Regions from separate parts of the Homo sapiens genome. Here regions 1, 2 and 3 are each linked to region 4. Evidence: chromatin contacts called from ENCODE Hi-C or POLR2A ChIA-PET data. All regions are on one chromosome and are shown on one strand. Each heading gives the region's core, a stretch centred on a gene start or an enhancer-like site at or near the end of the contact. The rest is flanking DNA. Distances are from core to core; before and after follow the strand shown.

Region 1 (7,212 bases), core at 1,144-3,643, 300 kb after region 4:
TTCAGGACAGGCTTCATCGCTTCTGTGTCTTCTCAAAGAAAACCCATTTTCTCTGAGACATTTTTCTCCTTGAATCCTGTACCAAGAATGACTGTGAATCTACTGGGGAACTACCTTGCCTGATCTTCTGAGTCTAAAAAATCAGAACATATGGCCGGGCACGGAGCTCACGCCTGCACTTTGGGAGGACAAGGCAGACAGATCACGAGGTCAAGAGATGAAGACCATCCTAGCCAACATGGGGAAACCCGGCCTCTACTAAAAATACAAAAATTAGCTGGGAGTTGTGGCGCATGCCTATAGTCCCAGCTACTTGGGAGGCTGAGGCAGGAGAATCACTTGAACCTGGCAGGCAAAGGTTGCAGTGATCTGAGATCACACCACTGCACTCTAGCCTGGTAACAAAGCGAGACTCCACCTCAAAACAAACAAACAAACAACATAAAAAAGAATCAGAACATAGATGTGTTCTGCTCTTTGCTCTGGTTGCTGGACAGCTGACAGCCACGTTGTTGTAGGGCATACAGCAATTCTGAACCTTGGAGCACACCCCTGGTGGCCTGGATCTGGTGTCCACTTGTTTTCTTCCATTTCTCATCTATTTATTTTCAGTGTTTTTCATGGCATATCTCTTATTTGTATGTCACATTGCATCTTTTTTCAAATGAAAACTGAGAGGCTAACTGCCTTGCCCAAGCTCACACAGCTTATCAGTGAGGAATACAAGATTCAGAGCCTAAGCTCTCCCATGCCCCCTCCCTAGTCTTGAGTAAGGCCCATGAAAGACTTGGCTGTGCGCACAACACTGGGAATTGGTAGGAAGTGACCATTATTGGACAGCAGTGATTTGACCTAATCATTTCCTCTTCTTATGCTTGTTTCTTGCTGGCTTGCCTTCTCCACACCCACCCTATAGTGCCCCTTCCTTACTCTCCAAAACTCTTCATCAACTCCCCAAATCCAAGACCTATAATCTATGACTGACAGCTCCAGCTTCTAAATAACCAGGTATATAGGAACAATGCCCCAATAGCCATAGCAACAGGGGTGGGTGGCATTCCAGTATATTGCATCTGTCACAGCCCCCATTTCCACCCGCCATCCCCACATACAGTAGAACCCCAGCCACAGGAACTCAACTGAATATGGCCTTGCTAACTCACACACAAACCCCAGCAGCTGCATCCATCTCTTTGAAATGAGGCTTTCATGCTGTGGCTGCCACATGGGCTCCAGATGGCATTCCAAGCAGGAAGAAAAAAACTAGGAGGAGGAAGGGACAACAACAATATCAGGAAGGGAAAATTTCCCAGGAATCCTCAGCAGACTTCTACTTAGGTCTCATTGGCCAGGACTGTGCACCTGGCCACCCCTAGCTGCAAAGGAGGCTGTCTTGAGTACAATCATGGCCAGAGAAAGGAGGAGAGATGGGTTTTGGGTAATCTGCCACACCAGAGAGGCCACCCTAAATCCCTGGGTTGAGTATAAGGTGCAGAAAACAGGCAGCAGAAGGGGAGCACCAGGGTCAAATAGATGAAGATGGTCATTTAAAGGGATGCAGTGGTCATTATGTGGCATCCCTAGACTCCCCTCTGGCACTGAAGGGCTCATCTTCCCAGTGCTTGGAGTTCTGCTAACATACCCCAAGCTCTCAGCCTTCTTTGGGAATCATGTTGGCTGAAAAGAGTCACCTTGCCCAAAGTCATGCCCCTGTCCAGGGGCAAGGGCGGCCCTCATCCATTGCCTCATCCCTGCATAATTTTGCAGGCCCATCCTAGCCCCAGAGTGCCATGTGGGGTAGGCTGAGGTTTTGAGACTGCGTGGCCTCCCCCTCTCTTTTCCCACATCCTCTCCTCCCCTTCCCTTCCTCCCACGGCCCTAGAGCGCTCCTGATAAGCATCCAGCAGGGTGATCTCCCTAAGCCACAGCCTGCACCAAAGAACAAACCACTCTTTTTTTCTAGTTAAACCTCACTGGCATCTGCTGAGTGCTGGGTGTGTTTGAGGCACTGAGCCAGGTGCTGGGAGTGGAGGGAATGGGTGATCCAAACATGAGTAAGATCAGTTCCCACCTTCTAGAATCTCACAGCCCAGTGCATGGAACTGGGAAAACACGTGACTCCGAGACAAGACAACAGATAGTAAGATAAATACAAAGTGTGATGGCTACTCAAAGGAGGAAGACGTTATAAATGTTTTGATAGGAAGTGGAGAGAGATTAGGAAATCTGGAGATGCTGCACATGGGAGGGAGACTTTGACAGGCCTCTGAAGGATGGCTGGGTAGAGCCCATGGCAGACAGCACTCCAGGCAGGACCGGCCTAAGCAAAAGCGCAGAGGGCTCAGCATGGGCCATGTCCAGATGGCAACACAGATCCAGTTTGGCCACAATGGGAAGTGAAACAGAGCACAAGTTAAGAACATGAGCTTCCAAGTCAGACAGTGCTGTGCTCAACTCGCAGCTCTGCCCTCTCTAAGAGAGGGATGTCAGCAGGTAACTTAACCTCCAACAGCCATGGTTTTCTTATCTGTAAATCAGGAATTGCAACACCCCCCTCTGCCCCAGGGGTCATTGTGGGGACTGAATAGTGGAAATATTAAACTACTACATGAACTCTTCGAGGAGCAGGAGGCTCCGTTGACACCCTAGTTTTTATTATACAAGCAGAAATATTAAGGCTACTTCTGCAGCCACTGGTTCTCAAAGTCAGATCCCTGATCAGCAGCATCCCATTACCTGCGAGCCTGCTAGGAATGCAGAATCTCAGGCCCCAACCCCAACCCAGACCTGCTGAATCAGAAATTCTGGGTGCGGCATCCAGCAGTGTATATTAATGAAGGGAGCTGAGGCACATGAAAACCTGAAAACCTCTGGGTTAAGCCAACAGAGGAATTTATTTTAAGGGTACAGGAGCTCTTCATGGAATTCAAAGACAGGTGCAGCAGGGCCTCAAAAAAGGGCGGCTGACAGAGATGGGAGACTGGGGCAACAAGGATCTCCTTCTGCTTCTCTCATCTCAACTTATCTTTTAACCTCTGCCTCTCTCTTCCTGTGGCTGCGAATAAGCTTTCTTTATGTCTTACTTCCACCAGCTGAGGGTTTCTATCGTAAAGGGTGAAATCTGAGAGGCTGAAATCTGTTTGTCTCCACTCCAGGTCACCCTGGAAGCCGCTCATTGGCCCAGATGGAGTTCGGTGCCTCTACCTGGGCCGCTTAATGTGGTTTAGAGGCTGAGACACTTAGTCTGAGTATAGGTGCTCTTGCCCAAACCAAATGGATGAAAGTGAGGTGCCGATTCAATGGGGTCTCCTATGCTAGGAACACCAGCCAGTCAGGTGCTGGAGAAAGAGATCAAGTTGAGACTGTGGAATTTAGGAGACTGTGGCTTTGAGACTAGTTCCATAGAACAGTGGTTCTCAAAGTGTGATCCCCAGACCAGCAGTCTCAGCCACATGATGTCAGAAGTGCAGTCTTGGCCCCAACCTACCCCAGAGCTACTAAACCAGAAACTCTCTTGGTGGCCTTGTCAATCCTTGCTTTAACAAGGACAAGTTAGAGAACCACTGTCAGGGAGGGCACAGAAAGAGGTAAAAAAAAAAAAAAAACTTTTAAATGAGAGAGACACATCATTTCTGTAGCCTCGTCCGTCTTTCACTCCATTTTCTTAGAATCATAATGAAACAGGCAAACGAGACATCAGAGGAAAACACATCCAGGGTGATGGCTCCCCCTTCTTTTCTTTCCTTAGTGCACAGTGCACATAGTAAAAGACAACTTCCCAAATTATGCAGGCTGTTAGAGCTGGAATAGAGCCTGATCTTCCCTCTTTACTTTTGGGGAAACCAAGGTCCTGAGGGATAGCATTTCAGAACCAGTGTCTCATTTACTGGCAGAGAAGGGACTGAATCTCAGGCCCCCTAACTTCAAGCAGTCATGATTTAAAAATGGAACTTGTCTAAGTCAAAGAGAAAAGTAACTGAGAAAGTAGATTCAAAGGCAGTCATACAAGACCTGCATAGAAAATTAAAAGCAATGCAGCCCTGGCCAGTGGAGTTAGCATCTACAGTGTCATTTTGTGGAATCCCAAACCGAATTATCAATCCCCGACATCCATGGTCAAGCCTTAAATTCCATCGTTATGATGACTAAGAGCTTTTTTCACTCACCACAAACCAGGTAAACCTAAACCACTGCCACCTCAAAATTAGAACATCCAAGGCTTTAACAAGAAAGGAAAAGAGAGGAGAGGAAGGAGACATCTTGTAGAGACATAACAAAAGAAAAAGACAGCTCATAAGTTCTTATATTGAAGTAGATCTGCCAAGTATCCAACAAGGGAAAAACAGCTAGAACATTGCACAGAGTTGTGAAAATCACCTACTTTAAAGTCTGAGCTTTGTAAAACTGCAAAAAGAGAGATACTCTTGGCAGTTAGTGTGTCAGCCTTAATAAAAGGAAGTGGCAAGTCTAGCCTGTGTCAGGGTGGATTAGCATGGCCTGTGTGGGATGCAAAAAGGACAGCAGACGACAAAAAAAAAAAAAAAAAAAAACATGAATATTACAAGGATTAAAAAAGAGGAACCAGACTGAACCAAAACGAAGAGATCTTTCTTTGGTCTTAGCTATGGGTTTTACCAAGATGTGGATGAGGAGGGGTGGGTATGGCTGGTTGTGCAGGTTGCCCTAAACAGTTGCACTGGCACTCTTGCCAGTGGGATAGGTGCAGAACTAAGTCCATCTGGTGCTCTGCTCATCAATCCATGCTCAGACCAGCCCGAGGGGACGGGGTGGTGAATGTTCCTAATCTTCCAAGGCCAGCAACAGGCTGAGGTTATAAGTGACAGAATCACCTAGCTGGCTTGCTTTTGATACTTGTTCTTTGATAGATGTATGTTCAAATTAACTGTTGGCAACCTGTACATTTCAAAGAATGACTTCGAGTCTTTTCAACTAATTTTCTTATTTTCTTCATAAACTTCCAAACTCAGGATATCCAATCAACCCTTTAGAGTCAATGGCTTGGTGCCTAGACAGAGCAAAATGAGAATCTCCCTTTCACAGAATGACACGAAGGAACAGATTCCCTCTTACAAAGAAGCACCAATTACAGGATAATCCCTTTTTTCTGGAGCCAGATTCAAACTCAAATTATTATTATTTTGTTTAATTTCATTGCTTGTTTCTGAAAATGCTTTTTTTGTGGGGGTGGGGATCCTTAGGGATTTTGCTGTTCTGGTTCGGGGTTTGCTTTCCTACTGCCTTTCATGATACCTCCATGCTTGCTGTGACTAGGATCCGTCAAGCACCCTTTACTTTTAGAAATTCTTCCCAAACACTCAAAATTACAGAAGCAGAAATAGCAGTGTCCTCCTCTCTCCAACAAGGAACAGGAAAGAAACTTGCCTGAAAAGGAGAAGCTGGTTTCCAATAAGTACAAACTAGAAGAGATGACTTGTTTGCTGTTTGGAAATTTGGAACCTTCGCAACTAGACTGTTTGTGGCAGTGAGGCTGGTGCCACCCATGTGCTTAGCATCAATAGTGTGGCCTGGGGCTACGTCTACGACCTGACCACTTAACACCATCGCGACTGCTACTGTCCTCGTCCAAGCCACCATCACAGGTGGGGCTTGCTTCCCTCCTCTGCCCTTCCTGTAATAGGCTATGCTCAGTGCAGCAGCCAGAGATCCTGTTAAAACATCCATCCCTCCACTACCCAGAGCCCTCTACTAGCTCCCCAGCTGGTTCCCAGTAAAGGGAAAAGCCCTTCCCATGGCCTGCTAGGCCCCACAAGACCTGGCTCCCAACCCCCTGCTCTGCCTTGGGTCCCACCACCACACTCCCCCTCACTTCCTCTGCTCCAGCCACACCCTGGCTCTCTTGCTGTTTCTTTCTTTCTCTCTTTCTTTTTTTTTTTTTTTTTTTAGAGGGAGTTTCACTCTTGTTGCCCAGGCTAGAGTGCAATGGCAAGATCTTGGCTCACTGCAACCTCTGCCTCCCGGGTTCAAGCAATTCTCCCTGCCTCAGCCTCCCAAGTAGCTGGAATTACAGGCGTGTGCCACCACGCCCGGACAATTTTTGTATTTTTAGTAGAGACAAGGTTTCACCATGTTGGCCAGGCTGGTCTTGAACTCCTGACCTCAGGTGATCCACCCACCTCAGCCTCCCAAAGTGCTGGGATTACAAGCGTGAGCCACCGAGCCCGGCACCCTTGTTGTTTCTTTGTGCCCATGTATAGAAATTTCTCTAGGCCGGATGTATACCTAAAAATAGAAGCGCTGATCAGGGCATCTCTACATTTTATAGATATGCCAAATTTCTTACAAATGGGTTTGTAATTTAAATTTCTACCCACATCGTGGGAGATGGTAGCTTTTGTCACGTTCTCTCCAATACTTGGCTTTATCACATATTTTAATTTTTACTAATCAGATGTGTGGGAAATGTGAACCCAACACAGGTTCAATCTACATTTTATTGATTATAATGAAAGTTGAGCTTATTTTCATGTTTATTGGTTATTTATATTTCCTATTCTGGAAATCTGCTGGGAAAGAGAGGAAACTGAGATAATGCGATTTCTTTAAAAGTTTATTCAGTTTTTCTATTTCTCATGAGTTGATTTTGGAAATGCATAATCTTCTAGAAAGTTATTCATTTCATCCAAATTTCCAAATGAATTGGCGTAAAGTTACTCCCTCTGTTCTCTCCTGAGGCCTACCCTCTATCCCATTTAGCTATCTTTTGTTGTTGCTTTAATATTACTTATTTGTACCTTTTCTCATTTCTTTTCATCACTCTTGTTAAAGGTGAGTTAATTAAGACTGAATAGCCTCAGATTAGGCTACTCACAGAGTTATGAAAAGAAGTTGCAGTTTTCAGAATCTTAGATTTCAGAAGAGTAAATGGCAAACTATGGATCCATGTTTTCATTTTCATTTAGTTTTAAATATTTTGTAACTTTTGTTCTGCTTTCATTTTAACTCATAAGTCCTTTAGAAATTTACTTATTATTTTATTTTATTATTATTATTATTTTTGAGATGGAGTCTCGCTCTGTCGCCCAGGCTGGAGTGTGGTAGTGTGATCTTGGCTCACTGCAACCTGCACCTCCCAGGTTGAAGTGATTCTCCTGCCTCAGCCTCCCGAGTAGCTGGGATTACAGGCACCCACCACCACACCCAGCTAATTTTTGTATTTTTAGTAGAGACAGG
Region 2 (7,188 bases), core at 4,517-7,016, 400 kb before region 4:
TTCTCATCAGACTTAAGGTCTGTGTTGATGTTAATGCCAGAGAGGTGTAATGAGGCATGTCTGACCCCCACTTTCAGGTTAAATTTTAGAGTGCCCTGGCTGAGGAGGAAGTCCATTTAGATGGTTGGGGGGCCTTAGGATTTTATTTTTGGTTAACACCCTGAATTTGCTGTTGCCTTGATCTTGGACTTCCCAGCCTCTCAAACCATGAGAAATACATTTCTGTTGTTTATAAGTCACCTAGTCTGTGGTATTCTGTTATAACAGCCCAAATGGACCAAGACTAGTCAACTAGAATATTGAACATGTTTTCATTCAAGAAAACAAAATAAAACATTACTGGTAAACACTTAAACAAAACCATTTACACTCTGCCTACCTACTGATAAAATTTTTTAACTTTTCAGTATTTTGCTTCTTAAACAACTGTTATGCAAATATAAACACCTTTTTTTGAGATATTAAAGTTGTTTCCAAGCACATGAAACAGACAAAAACAGCCTGTATTAAATAACCACAGCTGGGATTCTAAATGCTATGCAGAGAATTTGAAAGACCTCTGCCTCTTATGTATTAAACAGCAGCAGTAAAACATCAGTAGTCTCCTGGCCATTTCTAAGTACCCTTTCACAGTGGTATATTATTCAGTTTGATGCCCATGGGATACCATCTTTATTTTTTTTTTTAATTTTTTTTTTGAGACAGGGTCTTGTTCTTTCACCCAGGCTGGAGAACAGTGGTGCGATACTACAGTCATGTGCTACCATACCTGGCCAATTTTTTAAAAATTATTTTTTGGTAGAGATGGGATCTCACTATGCTTGTTGCCCAGGCTGGTCGCAAACTCCTGGCCTCAAGCATTCCTCCCTCCTTGGCCTCACAAAGTGCTGGGATTACAAGAGGGAGCCACTGTGCTCGGCTGGGATGCCATCTTTATAATCTATTTTGTAACGGTGTAAGGTGATCCATTGACTAAGAGAGGACAACCCAGTTGGGGCAGGAAATACATGGATTGTGGATTCAGGTTTGTGTTTAGTTGATGGAGATGGTGCAACTGTTCTAGAATGGCAGTGGGGGTGGAGAGTAATGCCTACAAGCTTCTGGAATGCTGAGCACTTCAGCTAAGCCAAGATACGGGGAGGCAGGAGGGCATCAAGGATTGTGGGCTCACATAGGTGCCAATGTCACAGGATACTTGGGGTGTTGCTTTTCCAGACAGAAACCTCTGTGGCTAGTGGTGCCTTTGCCCAAGTTTTGCTCAGGCCTGCTGGTTTTGTTTCGCCCACTTAGCCTGACAGGCTGTGCTCAGCTCGTGCTACTGGTGTGGATCCCATGCTTGCCAAGGGCAAGCCAGCCATGGAGCAGCGAGAGCTGTGTGAGCAAGCAAGCATGGGGTCTGGCCACTGCACACAGCCAGGCATGCCAGCTGTGGCAGTGCAGGCAGCTCCAGGTGCCAGCACGGGCACAGCTGTGGCTGGACCAGGCGTACCACAGGCAACTTCCACCGCTGGCACTGGGGAATGCGGTGGCACCTGGAAGCTTGGAGACACCAGGAACCGCAGAGCCCCAAAGAGGGTATCATAACCCTGGATTGGGGTGCTCCTAGGTCTGGGCTCCCCAAAGGGCTGCAGCTTTTCTCTCCTTCTCTCTTTTCTCCTTCTCTCTTCTCTCCTTCTCGTTGCCCACAACGTGGCAAGCAAGGGGTGTGTTTCAGTCCTGTTTGTGTTACAGATCTTTTAGTGCCACCATTTGCCCAGTGGGTCCCAAGTTCTTGTCCTGTGTCCACAAAGAATGAAGTATGCAGACAACTGGAGGGTGAGCAAGGCAGAAAGGAGCCTCACTGAGTGGCAGAACTGTTCTCAGTGGGTATCTCCTTTCCTCAGGCAGGTTGTCCCGATGAGTGTCCAGCTCTCAGTGGAGAAGAGACCCACAGTGGGTAGCTGCCTTCCACAGGCAGGTTGCCCCGATGTCTCTGCAGCCTTCAGCAGAGAGACCCAGAGTGGGTAGCTCCTATCTGCAGGCAGGTCATCCCATTGTCTGCCTGAGTCTGGCTGAGTCTGGTTTTTTTTATGGACTTCAGAAGGGAGGAAGTGTGTGCTGATTGGTCCACCGGCAGCCATAGGCAGGCCCAGGAAAAGCACCATAAATTCTCACTCCAGTCTGCAGGACTGATAGCTCAGCCCCTAGGTTTCAGGCTGTCCCTGTCTTGAAGGGGGCTTCACTGGGGACCCATCCCATTTCACCCAGGAGCCTGATTGCCCCCTGCTGCCATCAACCTGCTGGCCATGGCACCCATGGCACCCAGGCTGTTCATGCTGAGGGGTGCCTGCAGGTACATGCCGAACTGCCCTCAGCCTCACCCTGGCCTCCCTCCCATGCTCATCGGCACCCAAAGTCTGGAGGGGGCCGAGGCGGCAGGGGACTGGTGTGTCAGTGCTGCCCTGAGTGCGTGCACCCCCAGCTGGGTCGTGACAGTATCTGGGCTCAGCTTCAACTTTGCTCCAAAATCAGAATGGGCACCAGGAGAGGCCAGGCAACAGGAGCAGGCACTTCTGAGCCTGTGGGAGTAGGGGGGCTTTCTAGGTCCCCGGGAGCACAGGGATGCCCAGGTCTGCAGCCACAGCTGGGTGGATGCAGCTGTGCCTGGGAAGGCAGGGCTCCCGCCCCACCAACTCAGAAGGGAGTGGGGCTCCTGCCTGTTCCTAGCTCCTACCAGCTCTATGGAGCATGCAGTCACGGCCTCACCTCGCCATTGCAGCTAGCATCATGGCAGTGGCTGCTCCAGATGGACCACTGCTGCCATCACCAAGATAGGATGAAAAGAGAAGACAAATGTAAGAGCACTGGTTGGTGTCTGTGGCTCCTGCACCAGGGTCCCAGCTGTCCAAACTGAAAACCCAGGAAGCTGGCTCTGAGCTTACTGGACTTTGCAGAGGGATGGCCATATATTCCTAGCACTTTGTCAGCTACAACTGCCATATTTGGAGGTCAGGCAAAGTGAGCCAGTCTTCCACTCCAAAATCCAGTTTTTAATTAATAAGTATTACCCAACACCTAAGGAGTGTTTAATTATGATTACCTCTGAGAAAGGGGATGGTAGGCAACTTTTAAAACTTTATATATGTCTGTATTGTTCAAAGTTGTTATAGAAACATGTATTACTTGTAGATAAAAAACCAAAAAAAATTTTTTAATAAAAATACTTCATTTTAGTATAGTGCTTTATAGCAGTGCTTCTGTAACTTTATTGTGCAAATAAACCGCCCAGAAATCTTGTTAAAATGCAGATTCTGATTCAGTAGGTTGGCAATGGGGCCTAAGATTCTGCATTTTCAACAAGCTCCCTGGTGATATGGAGTCCATTAACCATACTTTGGGTTTACGGCAGCGGTCCTCAATCTTTTTGGCACCAGTTTCACAGAAGCCAATTTTTTCACAGACGGGATGAAACTGTTCCACCTCAGATCATCGGGCATTAGATTCTCATAAGGAGCGTGCAACCTACATTCCTCATGAGGGTAGTTCATAATAAGGTTTGTGCACCCCTCTGAGAATCTAATGCCACTGCTGATCTGACAGGATGTGAAGCTCAGGCGGTAATGCCAGTAATGGGGAGTGGCTGTAAATACAGATGAAGTTTCGCTGGCTTGCCTCCTCTCACCTCCTGCTGTGCCACTCAGTTCCTAACAGGCCACAGACCAGTACTGGTCAGTAGCCCAGGGGTTGGGGACCCCTGGTTTACAGAATATAAAGCACATTCATATATATTATCTTATTTGTTCTCTGTCACAACTCTGGCAGATAGGGGTTCACTAATTCACTTATTCGACCATTAGGTACTACTATTAATATATACCAGGCACTTGGCATACAGATATGGTCAAATGGAGTGGGAAACCTACCACCCAACCAAACAAAAAAAAACGCATGTTAACCAACAAATAAATAATTATAAATAGTTATCAGAACTGAGCAGGAAGTAAAGAGGGTGCTGAAAAAGAACAACAGGAACCACTCTGAGGAGGCCTCTAAGAGGAGGTGACTTCAGCAGGGATGGGAAAGATGAGCCACTCAGTTTAGGGGCAAGCTCTGGGCAGACACCAGGAAGCTCCTGCAGCTAGAGTGCAGGGAGGGAGGGAAGATCCCTAGATCTGGCCCAGAAGGCTGCGGCAAGGGGCCGATTTCAATTTAATTCTGGGGTAAGCACTGAGGATTTAGGTAGAGAAGTGTCTGTTCTAGTATTTGCCTTAGGATCACGATGGCTGTAGTGTGGGAAATGAAACCTCTCCAGGATCGCCTGGGAACTGGTATAGGGAGTCCCGGGCCATGCGGGGGCGCCAAGGAGTCAGGCCTGGTGTCCCTGCAGCCGCGCGGATCCACTTGCAGATGGGTCCCTCTACGAATAACGAGCCTACTAGGGCACGTGCTTTTACTGCTGCACTGAGGACGTGAAATGCGCGCAGGCACAACGAGACTTTCTTCTTTTTCGCTCTTTCAGAGGGCCCGGGCTCCCATCTACGCTTTGCTGGTTACGTTGGCATGTTGGGCATTTCCCCCTCTCTGCCTCAGTCTCCCGACCTGTCAAAGAGGACGGTGGGCCAGCCATGGGTGACACGCCCGTGCGCCTCTCCAATAGTGCACCTCGGGCAAGCCGGGCGGCGGGCACAGCCTGGACGGTGCCGGCCTCGAGAGGCACAAAGGGCTGGCTTTCCACCGGGGAAACTGAGGCAGTGGAGCGAGGAGCGGCGTCCTCGAAAGTCCTCGCAAACTCCCAGCGCCTGTGTTGGGCCCATGCAGGCTACCCAGGCCGCCCGTCTCCGAGCGGAGGACCCCGCCCAGCGCTGCCAGGGGCGGGGCCGGGCTGAGGACCCGAGGCTGGAAGGGAGGTCGGAGCACCCAATTCGGTCCAGGACTCGCAGGGGGCGGCAGTGGCGGCGGCGAAGTCCCGTGCAGTCCCAGTGCTAGAGCGTGGGACGGACTTGTGGGGCACCCCTCGGTGTTCTCCAGCCAGGCCTGGGGGCAGGAGGCCCAGCCACGCTGCCGGGTGCAGGCCTGCCCCTGGGCGCCCGCCCGCGCGCCGTCCCCGCCCCTCGGCCGCCCCCTCCGCCCCGGCGCGGGCTCGGGACGTGCAGAGCCGGCGAGCGAGCAGCAGGGACTGCGCCTGGCGCACTCACTTCCGCGTCCCGCCGCCCTCCGGCCCGCGCGCGCCGATCCGCCGCCGCCATCGGACAATGGGCCGCCAGCCCCAGCTGCCGTGAACTTCCTGCCGCTGCTCGGCCGCCCGTGCGTCCCGGACGGCGTTCCTGCCAGGCGCCGGCCGGGATCGCAGCTCCGGGGAAGCAGCGGAGGACCCAGCGCCTGGAACGTACCTGCGCCTCAGCCGCCGCGCGTTTGCTCCGGCCCGACTCGCGGCCTCGGCGCCCTCCCGGCCGATTCAGCTTCACCCGGCCCAGTCGGCTGCTGCCTTGCTGTGAGTTTCCGTGTTTGGTTGCCTAAGGAGGATGTGATTTTACTTTTTTGCTGTTTTCTTTTTCCTTTTATAATTTGAAGAGGAGAAAAGAACTCCGCTGAGCAGGCCCGGGACGGCGAAGTGCCACCAGCTACCCCAACAAGGACGTCTCCAGGGGAAAGGGAGTTGGAAGCAAACTTGGTCCAGCTGGCGTTGAGGTCTCAACTTCGGCTGGACTCTTAAATCCTGGGGTCATGCCCTTCACGCTAGGCAGGTGGAAGTCTTTACTTGTACTGGGCCGGACTTGAGCCCCGACCCTTCGCCAGCATCTCCCCGCTGCCCTCAACACACACACACACACACACACACACACACACACACACACACACACACACACACACACACACACACGGCACCTGGGCTAGGCCCGGACACCTGTCTGCAGCATGGATAAGTATGACGACCTGGGCCTGGAGGCCAGTAAATTCATCGAGGACCTGAACATGTATGAGGCCTCTAAGGATGGGCTCTTCCGAGTGGACAAGGGTGCAGGCAACAACCCCGAGTTTGAGGAAACTCGCAGGGTGTTCGCCACCAAGATGGCCAAAATCCACCTCCAGCAGCAGCAGCAGCAGCTCCTGCAGGAGGAGACTCTGCCCAGGGGGAGTAGAGGCCCTGTCAATGGAGGGGGCCGCCTGGGCCCACAGGCCCGTTGGGAAGTTGTGGGCAGCAAGCTGACTGTGGATGGTGCTGCCAAGCCTCCTCTTGCTGCCTCGACAGGGGCACCTGGGGCAGTCACCACCCTCGCTGCTGGGCAGCCCCCGTACCCACCGCAGGAGCAGAGATCCAGGCCATACCTGCATGGCACGAGGCATGGCAGCCAGGACTGTGGTTCCAGGGAGAGCCTGGCGACTTCTGAGATGTCTGCTTTCCACCAGCCAGGCCCCTGTGAGGATCCTTCCTGCCTCACTCATGGAGACTATTATGACAACCTCTCCTTGGCAAGCCCAAAGTGGGGTGACAAACCAGGAGTGTCCCCCAGCATCGGCCTGAGTGTAGGGAGTGGGTGGCCTAGCTCCCCGGGGAGTGACCCACCACTGCCCAAACCCTGCGGGGACCATCCCCTAAATCACCGACAGCTCTCCCTGAGCTCCAGCAGGTCTTCTGAGGGTAGCCTCGGTGGTCAGAATAGTGGCATTGGTGGCCGCAGCAGCGAGAAGCCAACAGGCCTTTGGTCCACTGCCTCCTCCCAGCGGGTGAGCCCTGGCCTGCCTTCCCCAAACTTGGAGAACGGAGCACCAGCTGTGGGGCCTGTTCAGCCCAGGACCCCTTCTGTGTCAGCACCCTTGGCCCTGAGCTGCCCCAGGCAAGGAGGTCTTCCAAGATCAAACTCGGGGCTGGGGGGTGAGGTTTCAGGTGTGATGTCCAAACCCAATGTGGACCCCCAACCCTGGTTCCAGGATGGGCCCAAATCTTACCTTTCCAGTTCTGCCCCGTCATCCTCGCCAGCTGGTCTGGACGGTTCACAGCAGGGTGCGGTCCCTGGGCTGGGGCCGAAGCCTGGCTGCACAGACCTTGGCACTGGTCCCAAGCTCAGCCCCACCAGTCTTGTCCATCCAGTGATGTCCACCCTGCCTGAGTTATCTTGTAAAGAGGGTCCCCTGGGCTGGTCTTCTGATGGTAGCCTGGGATCTGTGCTCCTGGACAGCCCCAGCTCCCCTAGGGTAAGGCTGCCCTGC
Region 3 (7,235 bases), core at 2,212-4,711, 380 kb before region 4:
CACATCCAGAAAAAGTAGTTCCAAGCCAGGATAACTCATTCATTCAGCAGCTATTATTGAGTACCTACTATGTGCAAGAGACTGAATTAGGACTACTAGGGCTTCCTTTTGTCACAAACAGGTATTGCTTAGTTCCTCCTGCTGTATCTGAGCTCCTTGGTAGTGGGGTTTTTGTCTGTTTTGTTCACTGTTGTATCCCCAGGGCCCAAGGCACTGCCTGGCACACAGCAGGTACCCAGTGGAAACTTACTGAATGAGGCTGGGTGCGGTGGCCCATGCCTGTAATCCCAGCACTTTGGGAGGCCGAGGTGGGCAGATCACAAGGTCAGGAGATCGAGACCAGCCTGACCAACATGGTGAAACCCCATCTCTACTAAAACTACAAAAATTAGCTAGGCATGATGGCGCGCGCCTGTAATCCCAGCTACTCGGGAGGCTGAGGCAGAAGAATCACTTGAACCCGGGAGGCGAGTGAGCCGAGATTGTGCCACTGCATTCCAGCCTGGGCAACAGAGCAAGGCTCTGTCTCAAGAAAAAAAAGACTTCTCGAATGAATATGTGTACACTCTGGCCAGATGTGGGGAGCAGATACTCCCTGACTTCCTCCTGAGTGTCAGTGCCTTTAGCTGGGACACACATTCTGGCATCAATCCATACCCTACACTGACGTGGTAGGGAGGCAGGGGCACTGGGCTGCTGTCCACATCCCTCACCCTGACCAGAGTTACTCAGATGAGCGCTCTCATGTGGGTAGGAGATGCCTTTGGTAGCTGAGGACTAGAGGGGCCAGAAAGGGTTGGGATACATGCTTTATCTGGATAGAAACTTATAGAGTTCCAGGGACTAGCTCACCAAAGGCCTGCGCAGGTTTGGCAGGGAGCAGGGAGACATGCTGGCAGGCATGCATGGTGGCTTTGATTTGAGGAGCTGTTGGTGGGAATGAAAAGCCTAATAAGCACGTGGGCTTTGGATCTGCCACCCCCCAGCTCTGCCAACAGCTGTGAGACCTTGGGCGGGTTGTTCAGCAGCCCTGTACCTCAGTTTCCCCATCAGTAAAATGTGCATATGGTTGTGAGGACTGAATTAGCTAGTATCTGATCTAAGTTGTCCAGTACGGGAGACTGGCCACGTGCAACTGTGAAGTACTTCAAAAGGTGGCTTTTCTGAACTGAGATGTGCTTTTGAAGCACATCTGGATTTTGAAGACTTGGTATGGAGAAAAGAGTGGCTTATTAATATTTTTCATATTGATTCTATGTTGAAATGAGACTTTTGGATATATTGGCCTAAGTAAAACATTAAAATTAGTTTCACCTATTTTTACTTCCTAAGTATGGATACTTGAAAATGTAAAATCGCACGTGGCTTGCATATTTTTCTGCTGGGCAGGGCTGTGCCTTACAAAGCACTTAGAACAGGCTGTAACACATGGTCGTTTGCTGTATACATTCTCTTGCTTTGTCATTTTCTCAAAAGCATGGAAGCGTCTTTACCTTGTCCCATCTGAAAGCCAAGCCCAATCGATTTGTTCAGAACCACAAATGCTTAAACAAAAAGATCATCATTTGTTCAAGGGAGGCTGATTTCATGATTGCCAACCACCAAGTGAGCCCACTGAGGCCAAATGCCTGATGCAAGGGATGGCAGGCTGCTCCCACGCAGCCTTAGAACGAATCCGTTCCCACTTGAAGCAGGGGGGCTCTGGGGTCCGAAGCTGCTGTGTGCACAGGGCTTGATGGAGCAGGTGGTCATTGCAGCTGAGCCAACTTTCCAGCGCCTTAAAAAATACACTCAGTTTAGCAAGTACAGGCAGAAAGCCCAAAGAGATGGCCCATCCCCTTGAGGGAGGTAGAGAAGTGAACGATGGTGTTTCCTGTCCCAAGAGGTGGGAGGAAGGCTGTTTGGGATTTGGCTCATCAGGGGCCACAGGCTACTGGGATGCCTATGTCCTATCCCTCTGTGTAGGCTATGGAGCCCTTTCCTGGGTATGGGCCTCCCAATAAGCCTGTGGCCAATGCAGGGGCAGGCTGGGAGGTGGCTTTCCAGGCAGCTTGCAAAGGCCTGTTTGTCTGAGGCTTGTCCTGACATCACTGAGGCTTTGCTTGCAGGTGGCAGGGACTTACACAGAGGCTCTTTGTTGGCCAGCCACAGAGGTCAGTTAGAAGCCATGAATGGACTGGAGCTGGCAGCCCCTCCTCTACCCATAGCACACAGCTGCCACCTCTCTGGGTTGCCCATGCCTGACGGTGGGTGTGTGAGGTGTGGGGAGAGGCATCTCTGCCCAAATTTGTAGCCAGAGAGCAGAGGAAGTGAAGTTGGTGGGAGGCGGTGAGGAAGGCAGGGAGAAAGAAAGGAGGTGGTGTTGAGGAAGCTAGCATGGCTTCTGCCCAGCTCTGTCATGGTTTGCAGGTGCGCGCTCTCTCTCTCTCTCTCTCTCTCTCTCTCTTTAAAGACAAATTCTCACTCTGTACCCAGGTTAGAGTTCAGTGGCACCATCTTAGCTCACTGTAGCCTTGGCTTCCTGGGCTCAAGCAATCCTCCCATCCCAGCCCCCCGAATAACTGGAAACACAGGTATGCACAACCATGCCTGGCTAATTTGTTAATTTTTGTAGAGGCAGGGTCTCGCTGTCTTGCCCAGGCTGGTCTTGAACTCCTGGGCTCAAGTGATCCTCCCACCTCGGCCTCCCAAAGTGCTAGGATAACAGGTGTGAGCCACTGTGCCAGGCCTTTTGCAGGCTATTTGATGTCTGCATTGGATACTTGGGGTCAGGCTCAATGCCTGGAAGTCATTTAGTGTCATTCTGCTGTGCTCTATTACTTTAAGCATTCACAAGCCTTTCCACACTCTCACTTCTTGATAGGAGGAGTGTCTAGGAATTGTTTTCAAAATGCTGTATTTGCATACAGAGAAATGTGTAGTTCAGTGAGTTTTGACAGATGCATGCACCTGTGTGACCCACATTCCTATCAAGATATAGAATAGTTCCATCCCCAGAAAGTTCCCTCATGCTTCTTTCCAGTTAGTGCTCACCTCCAGGCAACTACAATTCTGATTTTTTAAAATCATTTATTAGTTTTGCCCATTCTAAGATGTAATATAAATGGATTCATATAGTATTTATATACAGTTGATCTTCATTATCCACAGATTCTGTATTTGTGAATCAGCTTACTTGCTAAAATTTATTTGTAACCCCAAAATTAATACTCACAGTTCTTTTGTGATCATTCACAGATATAACAGAGTGCTGAAAAGTTTGAGTCCCCTGACGCCTATCTTCCCAGCTGAAGTCGAACAAGGCAACGCTCCGCCTTCTTGTTTCAGGTCATGCAGTAAACAGGTGTCCTTTTCATGGTCTATTTAGTGCCATGGTTTTTGCATTTTTGTGGTTTTTGTTGATGATTTTGCTGTTTCAAATGGCCCCCAGGCACAGTGCTGGAGTGCTTTCTAGTGTTCCTAAGAGCAAGAGGGCTGTGATGTGCTTTACAACGAGAATATGTATGAGAGAAGCTTTCTTCAGGCACGAGCTACAGGGCTGTTGGCTGAGGGTTCGATGTTAATGAATCAACAATATATACTAAGGAAGGTGTCTCTAAATAGAAGCACACATAAAACAAGGTCATATATTCATCAGTTGATGAAAGTGTTGTGGTCAGAAGTTTTCAGAAACCTAACCCTGTATTTCTGCCAGAAGCAGTGGTTCAGTATTGACTGATTCAGTATTCTTGCCAAATAATGAGAATCAACTATAGTACTCCTTTGTCCAGCTTATTTCACTCAGATAATATCTGTGAAATTCAGCTATGCTGTTGCATTATCAACTGGGCTTTTTGCATTATCAATTGTGCTTTTGTTTTACTGCTGAGTAATATTACATTGTATGGATACACCACAAGATTTGTTTTTCCATTTCCCTGTTGAGGTTTTTTTTTTTTTTTCATTTTTGGCTATTATGAATAAGTCTGTTAGGATTGTTTTTGTGTAAGACTTTGGGTTTTTTTTTTGTTTGTTTTTTTCTTTTGTAAATATGGGATCTCGCTATGTTGTCCAGGTTGGTTTTGAACTCCTGGCTTCAAGTGATTCTCCTGCCTTGGCCTCCTAAAGTGCTGGAATTATAGGCATGAGCCACTGCACCTTATATGTACAAGTCTTTGTATAGACACAGGCTTTCGTTTCTCTTGGGTAAATACCTAGGAGTAGAATTGCTGGATCATGGAGTAGGTGTATGTATAACTTTTTTAGCAACTGCCAAAAACTTTTCCAAAGTGGCCGTGCCACTTAGCATTCCCACAGCAGTGTGAAAGTTCCTCTGATTCTCCAGCTGTTTTTAGAATTTCTTGGGGGCCCTGCTTTACTTGTTGCTTTCTAAGCCACCTGTTCTCTGAGCTGGCAACGCTTGGCTGATACCCTCCCAATTTCCTCTGTTAAAATATTATCTTCACAAGATATTTTATTCCTTTCTTGATAGTGATGGGCTGTGAGCCCATCACTATTTTACTTTGCTTCTTTGCTCTCTTAAGAGTTTGATTTAAAAAACATTTTTTTGTTTTTGCTTTTACCAGTTTTCTCTAGTACAGAAATCCTCTTAGGCTGGGCACAGTGGCTCATGCTTGTCATCCCAGCACTTTGGGAGGCCGAGGCGGGTGGATCACGAGGTCAGGAGATCGAGACCATCCTGGCTAACATGGTGAAACCCAGCCTCTACAACAAATATAAAAAATTAGCCGGGCGTGGTGGCGGGCACCTGTAGTTAAAAAAAAAAAAAAAAAAGGAAATCCTCTGCCCGGGTGCTGTGGTTCACGCACTTTGTAATCCCAGCACTTTGGGAGCTGAGGCAGGGGGATTGCTTGAGCTTAGAGATTCAAGACCAGCCTGGGCAACATGGTGAAACTTTGTCTCTACGAAAAATAAAAAAATTAGCTGGGCGTGGTGGTGCGTGCCTATAGTTCCAGGTACCGGGGAGGCTGAGGTGGGAGGATCATATGAGCCCAGGAGGTCAAAGCTGCAGTGAGCCATGATCACACCACTGCATTCCAGCCTGGGCAACAGAATGAGGCCCTGTCTCAAAAAAAGTGATAATAATAATAAAATAAAAAATAAATTCCTGGGTGTTTTTTTTTTTTTTTGCCGTTTTTTAAACCTTAAACACAGCTAACTGTAGAAAAGTCAGAAAGTATAGAAAAAAATTGGAAAGGTCACCGATCATCCTACTCTAGGGATAATCACTGTTAGGATAGACTTTTTTTTCTTTTACACATAGATATTTAATTTTAAAGAATTTGAGTGAACTAAAATTAACTTTGTTGTAGATTTGGGGACTTTAGTGAAAGTTGGGCCAATAGAGGATGTCGGGGAGCAGAACTTCCCCTCTTCTCTCTTGGGGTCCTGGTGGGGTCTGAAAACTAAATTGACATAGGTAAATAGAAGAGCATACACATTTAATAAAAGTTCTATGTGACACGGGAGCCCTCATAAACAAATGAAGACCCAAAGCAGTGGCAAAACATACATGTGTTTATATGAGGTTGAACAAAGAGAGGCATTTGTGGGAAAGTAACCAAATTATGTGGGGAGGCTAAAGGAAAGTAAGCCTTATTTTAACAAGGTCTGTTTGTACAGAATTTTCTCTGCTGTTACTCTCCATTGAAGAGTGTTTGTTTTCTCATGGTACAGGGAGGGCACCTTTTATTTTATTTTGTATTTTATTTGTATGGATTTAGGGGGGAGAAGTGCACTTTTGTTACATGGATCTATTGCCTACTGGTGAAATCTGGGTTTTAGTGTAACCATCAACTGAACAGTGTAAATTGTTCCCACTAAGTAATTTCTGGCTGGGCAGTAATCCCAGCACTTTGGGAGGCTGAGGGGAGTGGGGATATCTTGAGCCTGGGAAGTTGAGGCTGCCTGGGCCACATGGCAAAACCCCATCTCTACTAAAAATGCGAAAAATTAGCCGGGCAAGGTGGTGCGTGCCTGTGGTTCCAGCTACTTTGGAGGCTGAGGTGGGAGGACTGCCTGAGACTGGGAAGTTGAGGCTGCAGTGATCCATAGTCACGCCTGTGTACTCCAACCTGGGTGGGTTGACAACTTGTCTCAAAAAAAAAAAAAAGTAATTTCTCATCCCTCACTCCCCACCCACCCTCTTCCCCTTCCCTTCTAAGCCTCCAATGTCTGTCATTCCGCACTGTATGTCCATAGGGAGGGGGTACCTTTTACATGGGAGTTTTCGTCTCCTGAAGATGAAGATGCCCTTCTTGCATCTGCTGTTTTTCAAGTGTCTTTAGTTTGATATAATACTATGTCAAAGTGGCATATTTTGGGGCGGCATCTTCAGCCAGCCTTCAGGGGCCTCTAGGGATTAAAAATAGAGTTCAGAAGCCAGCATATGAAACATTTTCCCTTTCTGCTACTTGTTGGCAATGCTGCTTCCCTCTGGTTTAAGAAACTTTCTGGGAGACTTGTGTCACCCCAGTTTCTGCCTTTATTTTTCGCAGGAATGGCTGGGTTCTATTTTGATATGAGTAATTTTGGAATCAGAATTGAGAACTGGGCCCCCTTCCTCCTGACCCCAACAGGGATCTCTTGCCAGCTGCCCCCAACAGGGATCTCTTGCCAGCATCTTCCTGACAAACCTCTGTTCCTTGCTGTCTCACTCTCTCGAGGGACAGCTGGACAAGTGTCAATGAGTTGAGATTGTTAGAAGGTTTTTCTTCTCCAGCCAGCAGCCTTCCCAAAGACCTGACCTACTTAGCAGGCAGATGGATCCTGTAAAAACAAAACCGGGTCACATCCCTCCTGGGCTTGGAAAGAATCCTTCAGTGCCCCCGACCCCTTCTTCCTCACCCACAGAATTGGAGCCAAAGTCCTGAAAGTAGCCTTGGAGGTCCTGCCTTCCCCACCCTGAGTCCCTGCTGTGTGCTGCACCCGGGTCCCCCTCCTGGCTGTGAGCCCATCACTATTCCAGTTTCTTTCCACTGCACAAGGTAGTTGTTCAGGCCCCTCCCTGAAAGATGTGTTGGTTCTTCAAGATTCACAAGCAAATCATGCCTGTGTGTGCATTGCAGATAGCTCACTTACATTAGATTTGATATGAGAAAGTCTTTTTTTTTTTTTTTGAGACGGAATCTTGCTTTGTCTCCCAGGCTGGAGTGTGGTGGCGCAATCTTGGCTCACTGCAGCCTCTGTCTCCCGGGCTCAAGTGATTCAAGCTGAGGTTACAGGTGTGCGCCACC
Region 4 (7,174 bases), core at 1,293-3,792:
ATAAAACTGCTCTTGCCTAACTGAGCACAGCTTCTGCCATCATCCTCTTCTCAAAGCCATGGGGCCCATTTGCTCCAAGGCAATGGCTCTTATTATGGGGGTAGTACAGACATTTCAGCCATTTTTGTGATGTATCAACGAACAGCAAGAAGGTAAACAGCATTTCCATAGGTAGAACCACAGAAACATTCCAATTCCCACCCTATTGATTTATTTAATTGCTCAGATAGAGGCTCTTATACCAATAAAGACTTCTTATTTTCTTGAAACTGGCATTGAGCTCACAAACAAAATACTGTTTATCTTTTGACTAAGACAAGAACATAGCAGTCATGACGTGAGCAGATGTTGCCCTGACCATAATGGACTCATCTGTGCTCACAAGTTGCCTCTGTAATCACAGGCACCAGTTAATGACCCTTACCTGCTGCCTAGGGCTGCTTGCAGTGAACGTGGTTCCTAAATCTAGGTGCCTACCAGTGATTTCCACCATAAGACCACAGCTAGACAACACACTTCCTCTGCCTCATGTTTAAAGACATTCTAGTCTTGAGTCACCAAAGCTGTGTCTTTGGAATCTTCAGTAAACAAAAGTTACCTATCAGCTAAACATCTCCCCTAAAGGGAAGCAGGGTGGGTGGGGGTGAGGGGGCTGCCATTTCTTGCGTACCTACTTTGTATTCTTGAGTCAGCAGTCCATAGCCTTGGTGACCAATATGGGTCAAAGCTACCAGCTGCTCTGATCTTGCTCTGTTATGGGTGATTCCTCTCATCACAAACATCTATGGGGGCCATCCCCCTCAAAAAGGACCAGGTTAAAAACTTGGCTCCTGAAATTATACTGGTGCTCCAAACCCAGCCCCAAGGGGCAAAGGTCATCGGAACAACAGCTAAAGGATCACTGCCTGAGACTGTTACCAATCTCTAAAGTAACTGCAAAAAAAAAAAAAAATCAAAGTAAAATATTAAGAATTGAGTATACGGATATTCACCATACAATCCTTTCAGTGATTCTGTATGTTTATTTTTCTAATAAAATATTAAAAACAATTTAAAAAGTAAATGAAGTGCTACACAAAGATAGTCACTTTGAACATAAACAGATAAACTCTATTTCCTAAAGCAAGAGCCTTTAGGAGAGATCCTATTAATCAAAGGAGGCTGAGATCCATCACTGTGACAATTAGCTCTTATTTTCAGGGTGATAATAACCACGGTGCACAACTAGTATGGGGCATTCAATGCTTTCAGAACAGTGGTTGTCACAGAAGGGAGGGTCAAGTGGAGCTCACTCAACAGGGGTCCACTTCAGAAGGTGGGAACTACTGAAAGCAGAAAACCTTGGCATGATAGCTCCAGCTCCCCACCCCTCCCCCACACCAGCCCCCAACACCCTCCAGCCGCATTAGGCAGATGGCAGGGGAATTAAGCTTGCAGCCTGAGACCACAAGGCCTGCACGGGCAGGAGAACCAGTGAGCAGATTAAGCCCTGGATCCTCTGCCCCGCAAAAGCCCCTGACCCATTTCTCTGTCGGGAAAGGAAACTGCTGTGGTAAGACAAGCAGAGGGGCTGAGAGGCTCTGGCCAACACAGGCAGTTTCAACAAGTGTTCTATTTTTTTTTCTGGAGAGGACACCCAATGGGAACAGTGAAGAGTGACAGGGACATCAGAGAATACATGTGCTTTAACAGGGGGCCACGCGGTTAACGTGTCAACCACATGTGCTTTTCTTACAAAAAATAAAATCCCGCCATCCTCCCCCCTCCCCGCCCCACCCCCGCCAGGTTTCAACAGCACGGACTCCAGTCCAGTGCAGTGCCGCCACACCAGAGACAACAGGTGTTTCGGGAAAAGACCCCTGGGGGCTAGCTCGAGACCCTGCGCATGGGCACAAGGGGCAGTGGATAGTGAATAGGTCTTGGCCAAAGGATGGGCCAGGAAGAAAGAAGCTTCTTCCCCTCCTGGGAAGAGGGCAGAGATCCGAGCACCAGCGGAGTCTTGCAAAGTGAAGGTCTGGGCTGTCCCGGCCCAACTGGGCCAGAGACTAAACTTCCTAAAGACCACGCAGGCAGGAACTCCGGGGCCTGCCCCATCCTGCGCTAAGACATTCAGGCTTGTTCTGAGACGCCGCATGGTGGGCTCCTTTCCTTTGCGGGCCCTCCGCCCTCCGGGGTCTTGGAACTGGTGTTTGGGGTCTGTCTTTCTAACCGACCAACAGAGGCAGGCTGGGTGCCTGGGCCGGCTTCCACCTGCCCGAGGTGCTTCCCGGCCCGCTGGGCAAGGACGGGGGCGCTCGGGCAGGGTCTGAGGGAGACCTGGGATGGGCGGGGACTGTAAGGGCAACAGGTGACAAGCCGCGCCCCGAGCGAAGCTCTCGCCTCAGGGATCGTGAGCGACCCAGGTGCCCCCAGAGTCCAGCCGGTCTTCCGCGGCACTTACGCGCTCGTGGGTCCACCGCCGGGCAGAACCGAAACTTTCTGGGGCCAAGCGGAAGAGGACGGGAACGCGGTGCTGACGGCCATGACGCGCACACCAAGAGGGTGGCGGGGGCGGACTACAACTCCCGGCGTGCTCCCCGGGGCTGAGGCCTGCAACTCCCATCGGACTCCCGGGGCTCCGACTACAACTCCCGGCGACTCCGCAGGGCGGGGTTTAAGTGCTCCCACCGCCCAGTCCCCGGACCGACTGTCCCACCCGCGACCCATGCTGGCCCCAGGTTAACGCCTGCAACCCCGGAGGGCCACAAATCAAAGGTCTGGCATCTTGACAACAACGCTGTTCTTGTGTGGCTAAGGAGCACTCCAAAGGTAGCTAGTTCGAGTTGAATCGTGCACGTGCTGTAAGTGTGAAATACACCTAGGTACCAAAGAGTCCGAAGAATGTTAACTAGCTCATTAATTTTTAGTGATTGCATGTTAAAATGATAATATTTTGATATATTGGGAAATAGAAAAACATGTATTGGTGGGCCTAATTTCCCATCTTTTAATCCCCCTTATTTCTTAATATCAGGGTCTTACTTAAAATTAGTGCTCAAAAACTACGTGTTTATGAACTACCACCCCTAACTTTGGCCCCATCCTCAGCCCAACTTCTATTTATAAGATGGGTGTTGCAAAGCACTGTGGAACTGAATACGATAGAACAAAATGCATTCAATCAGTGTCCGCTATGGGCACAGTAGAAAAGAGGAACACTACACGGGGACTTTGGCTTCTAACTGACTGCATTCCTTAGCTGTGGCTGGCTATCCTTTACTCTCTGCCCTAGTTCTCATCATTTAAGCCAGAAACAGCTCTCTCCCTTGTAGGACCTAGCTCGTGGTATCCAGTCAGGAACCGTGGTGGCCCAACATTCTAAACTGAGGAAGCAGGGTGTTGTCTGGGTACAATAATACAGAAAGAAAATCAATTTCTTAGTCGATTTTAGGCTATGACATCTCATTAGCCATCTAATTTTATAAATTAGATGTAGCTAAAACAGTGAGTTGGATGGATGGAGTAGTCAGTTTGGGGGTGGGGTTGGGAGGAGGTACATGAATAGAAGTGATTTCCACTCTTGTTAACAGAAAGGAGAACAGAAAGAAAACGGGGGGAGTGAGAAGATGACAAAGAGAAAAGTAATCAATGTAGTGGTCTAAGAGAAATCATTGCTCCAACCACTGTCTGAACAGCTTCATGCAATATTAAGGATGAGAGAGATTTTAATGTTGGTCATCTGGTCCAATATCCTTGTTTGAAACTGTGTGGGGAAAAAAAAACCTCCCTCAAACCGTATTTTTCCTCTACTCTTACACAACAGCAATCATCAACACAGGAGAATAATTTGGTGACCAGATGTGTGTGGGGTTTTCCCCACACACTGAGCAGTGGACCGCACCTGGGTGTCCTCCAATTCAATTCCGACACTATCTACCTGGAGTATCAGATCCCACAAGTGGAGGGCTCAGTCCCCAAGACTGCCTCCTCACCTTTAAACACCAGTTGTAAGTCTAGGCCTCCAGAATTTTGGAATGACTGGCTTCAAGTTGAGTTCCCACGACACCCTCTTTGGGTTCAGCTAATTTGCTAAAGTGGTTCATAGAACTCAGAGAAACACATTTACTGGTCTATTATAAAGGATACTGCAATGGATGCAGATAAAGAGACACGTAGGATGAGGTGTGGAGGAAGGGGCGTGGGGCTTCCATGCCTTCCCTGGATGCACCACTCTTCAGTAACCTCCACGTGTTCAGCTATCCCGAAGCTCCCCGAATCCAGTCCTCTTGGGCTTTTATGGAAGCTTCGTGATGTCAGCATTGCTTCCCCCAGGGTATAGGGGAGGACCCTCTCTTGGGAGGGTCTTAAGACCTATAATCAGAAAGGCGGGGGAAGCGGCTGGGCACGGTGGCTCACGCCTGTAATCCCAGCTCACGCCTTGGGAGGCCGAGGTGGGCGGATCACCTGAGGTCGGGAGTTTGAGACCAGCCTGACCAACATGGAGAAACCCCATCTCTATTAAAAATACAAAATTAGCCGGGCGTGGTGGCACATGCCTATAATCCCAGCTTCTAGGGAGGCTGAGGCAGGAGAATCGCTTGAACCCGGGAGGCGGAGGTTGCGGTGAGCCAAGATCGAGCCATTGCACTCCAGCCTGGGCAACAAGAGCAAAACTCCATCTTAAAGAAAAAAAAAAAGAAAGAAAGGCGGGGGAAGATTAGAGTCCTGCCTTAAAGCAGGTGAAAGGAGGGCAGAAGGCCAGAGAGATTCGGTTTCCTGAAGCCTAACATACCTAACATAACAAAAGACTGTAACAAGGGCTATGGGAGTTATGAGCCAGGAACCATGGAAGAAAACCAAGATAGATAGATAGATAGATAGATAGATAGATAGATAGATAGATAGATAGACAGACAGATAGACAGACATCATAATACCACAGAAACTTAAACCCAAAAGGAGTTTGAAAAGAAAAGGAAAACAAACCTAATATTTATTGAGGACCTATATGCCAGTCCCTAGCCCCCCAGCAAAAAAACAAAAAACAACAACAAAAACCCATTCAGCATTATATTTAAAACTTGCAGCCACTTGGTGACATAATTAGTATTCATTATCATACTTTGAAGATGAGGAGATGAAGCTCAGAGAGGTTAAATGACTGTCCTGGTCCACCCACCTAATAAGTGGTGGAGAGTGGTGGAGGCTGGGGTAGAGCTGGGGGCTCCTGAGGGGTCTTCTGTCACCCAGCACACTGTCAGATACAGGGAAGGTTAACAAAATCACTACTGTTCAGGTAGTTTAACTTGGATTTCCTTTATAGATACAGCAGAGTATTTCAAACTATAATCTTTCAAACAAACATACAAACAAACGCAGCATATTCTTGTGTTCTGATGTGAATACACATTAAGAGATCAGATTCAAAATCACCAAATCCCCACACCCTCTCCTTACAGCCTTAACAAGTGGCAGAAGAGGAGACTATTCCTCACGGGAAGCTGACCGTGCCCACGGCCCTGAGGAGGGATGAGGCTCTTGGAATGATTGTTAAGGGCTTTTTATGTGCCAGGTGCCATGTTATGTGTATTCCACACCTGGTTTAGTTTTATCCTTATATCAGTCTCATGATACATAATTATCCACATTAAGCAGATAAGCAAACAGCCTTAGAGAAGTTAGCTAATTTGCCTAAAGCCCAAACCTTATAGTGGCAGAGACAAATTTTGAGCTCAGGTCTGTCCAATTAGAGTTTAAGCCTTTAACCACTGTGATGGCAGCTCCTTCCATGGGGCAGCCATGTGCTCTGCCAAGGACCCTACCATTGTGGCCCCTGCTGGTCAGGCCAGAAGTGGATGCCAGCCATGCCAATGGCATGGGGTGGCAGCTCAAAAGAGTCAGCCTCCTCTTGATAGTCACTGGTCAATTAATCTCTCTGCTGGAAAATTCGAGTGTAAGACCCACGGAAGGAATCAGAAGTTGACTGCAGAATCAACAGCTCTAAGCTGGTTGAGCTATCTTCCCCTACAGAACACAGCTTTTCAGTAATGATTCATAGACAATGCAGAAGGATGTGGACCTCAGGGCTCCGGAATTTGGTTTGAATTCTGACATGTATATTTTCCAGAATTTTTTCTCCATAACTCTACTATTGACTTTTCTCCTCAACCCTTCATCAACTGAAAACTTTTGAAATTTTAAAATAAGCTCTTGATAATACAGATTTAGACTTTTTCCATTTTAAGTGATAATAATAGAAAATAGCATTTCCCACAGAATAAGGGGACTATACTTCCTGGTTCAGCCAAGAGAGCCCTGTTATCCCAGCATGAATATTCACAGCACCTCTGTTCACTCCCAGTGGTGTCCCATTTTCTCAATACATTATAGTTACTGTTCGGGAAAAACTCTCAAACCGGTTTTCCTCTGTTCTCACACCACAACAATCAACACAGAAGACTTCTGCATTTCCTGAGGATTCCTTTCCACCACAAAGCAAGCAATCACTTCTGCAGCAGATACCAACTGGGTGTCCTCCAATTGAATTCTGACACTGTCTACCTGAAGATGGTGTCAGAGCCTGCCACTTTGGGGCCCACAACCCAAGAATCATGCTTCCCTCCTTAGATACCAGTCACAAGTCCGGCCCTCCAGAACTTTTGACTGACCAGCTTTGAGTTGGGGTTCCCAAGACCTCCTCTTTGGGTTTGATTGGTTTACTGAAGCACCTCACAGAACTCAGGGAAACACATTTACCAGTTTATTAAAAGGATATTACAAAGGATACAGATAAAGAGACGATACACAGGGCAAGGTATGGGGGAAGGGGCGCCAGAGCTTCCATGCTCTCCCTGGGCATACCACCCCCCAGGAACCTCCACGTGGTATGGAAACTCTGTGAACCCAGGCCACTTGGGTTTTTATGGAGGCTTCATTATATAAGCATGATTGATTAAGTCATTGGCCATTGGTGATCAACTTAACCTTCAGCTTCTCTCCCCTCTTGGTAGGTTGGTGGTGGAGCTAAGTCCCAACCCTCTAATCATGCCTCTGTCTATGGTGACCAGCCCCACCCTGAAGCTGTCAGTCTCTTATTGCAGGTAGCTAGGCAGACATGAGCAGGGCAGGAGACCCCCTCACCCCTGCCAAGGAATGTCAGGCAACCATCAGGTGATGGTTAGGGAGGAGGACGAGG

The links. Hi-C counts contacts between places; a loop is a spot of excess contacts on that map. ChIA-PET counts read pairs that join two places held with the same protein, here RNA polymerase II (POLR2A). Pooled maps may share reads with other maps.
Region 1: a loop to region 4 is called in a pooled map, with 4 times the contacts of the local background. The contact joins the enhancer-like site here to the promoter of FYCO1 in region 4. A Hi-C loop is called at or near these places in 6 of 50 pooled maps. POLR2A ChIA-PET finds 5 or more read pairs at or near these places in 2 of 52 experiments (CD8-positive, alpha-beta T cell and activated T-cell).
Region 2: a map of CD8-positive, alpha-beta T cell shows a loop between it and region 4 (3-fold over the local background). The contact joins the promoter of LIMD1 here to the promoter of FYCO1 in region 4. A Hi-C loop is called at or near these places in 6 of 168 maps with a recorded cell type or tissue (CD8-positive, alpha-beta T cell, aorta, ascending aorta and 2 more), 2 of 37 single-sample maps with no recorded cell type and 13 of 50 pooled maps.
Region 3: a map with no recorded cell type shows a loop between it and region 4 (10-fold over the local background). The contact joins the enhancer-like site here to the promoter of FYCO1 in region 4. A Hi-C loop is called at or near these places in 1 of 168 maps with a recorded cell type or tissue (aorta), 1 of 37 single-sample maps with no recorded cell type and 7 of 50 pooled maps.

The regions. Positions count from the first base shown.
Region 1 is chr3:46,295,847-46,303,058 of GRCh38, forward strand. No RefSeq gene overlaps it. Among named protein-coding and RNA genes, the nearest start is that of CCR2, 55 kb to the right of the region's middle. Within about 2 kb of position 2,394, at least 5 of the 41 ENCODE cell types and tissues checked have a DNase peak (open chromatin) inside an H3K27ac peak, as active enhancers do; they include CD8-positive, alpha-beta T cell, where a contact is called at or near this core.
Region 2 is chr3:45,588,985-45,596,172 of GRCh38, forward strand. LIMD1 (LIM domain containing 1) reads left to right here and starts at 5,767. Exons shown (of 8, transcript NM_014240.3): 1 at 5,767-7,188. The coding sequence starts at 5,896. RefSeq lists silencers at 4,774-5,243, 5,254-5,383 and an enhancer at 5,474-5,643.
Region 3 is chr3:45,609,655-45,616,889 of GRCh38, forward strand. The region is part of intron 1 of LIMD1 (LIM domain containing 1); the gene reads left to right. Among named protein-coding and RNA genes, the nearest start is that of LIMD1, 19 kb to the left of the region's middle. RefSeq lists enhancers at 2,068-2,137, 3,195-3,244 and a silencer at 5,474-5,573. Within about 2 kb of position 3,462, at least 6 of the 41 ENCODE cell types and tissues checked have a DNase peak (open chromatin) inside an H3K27ac peak, as active enhancers do.
Region 4 is chr3:45,993,282-46,000,455 of GRCh38, forward strand. It overlaps FYCO1 (FYVE and coiled-coil domain autophagy adaptor 1), which reads right to left and starts at 2,543. Exons shown (of 18, transcript NM_024513.4): 1 at 2,441-2,543. LOC105377063 (a long non-coding RNA gene) reads left to right here and starts at 2,622. Exons shown (of 3, transcript XR_940799.3): 1 at 2,622-2,808. RefSeq lists enhancers at 1-296, 2,342-2,841, 2,342-2,391, 2,412-2,571.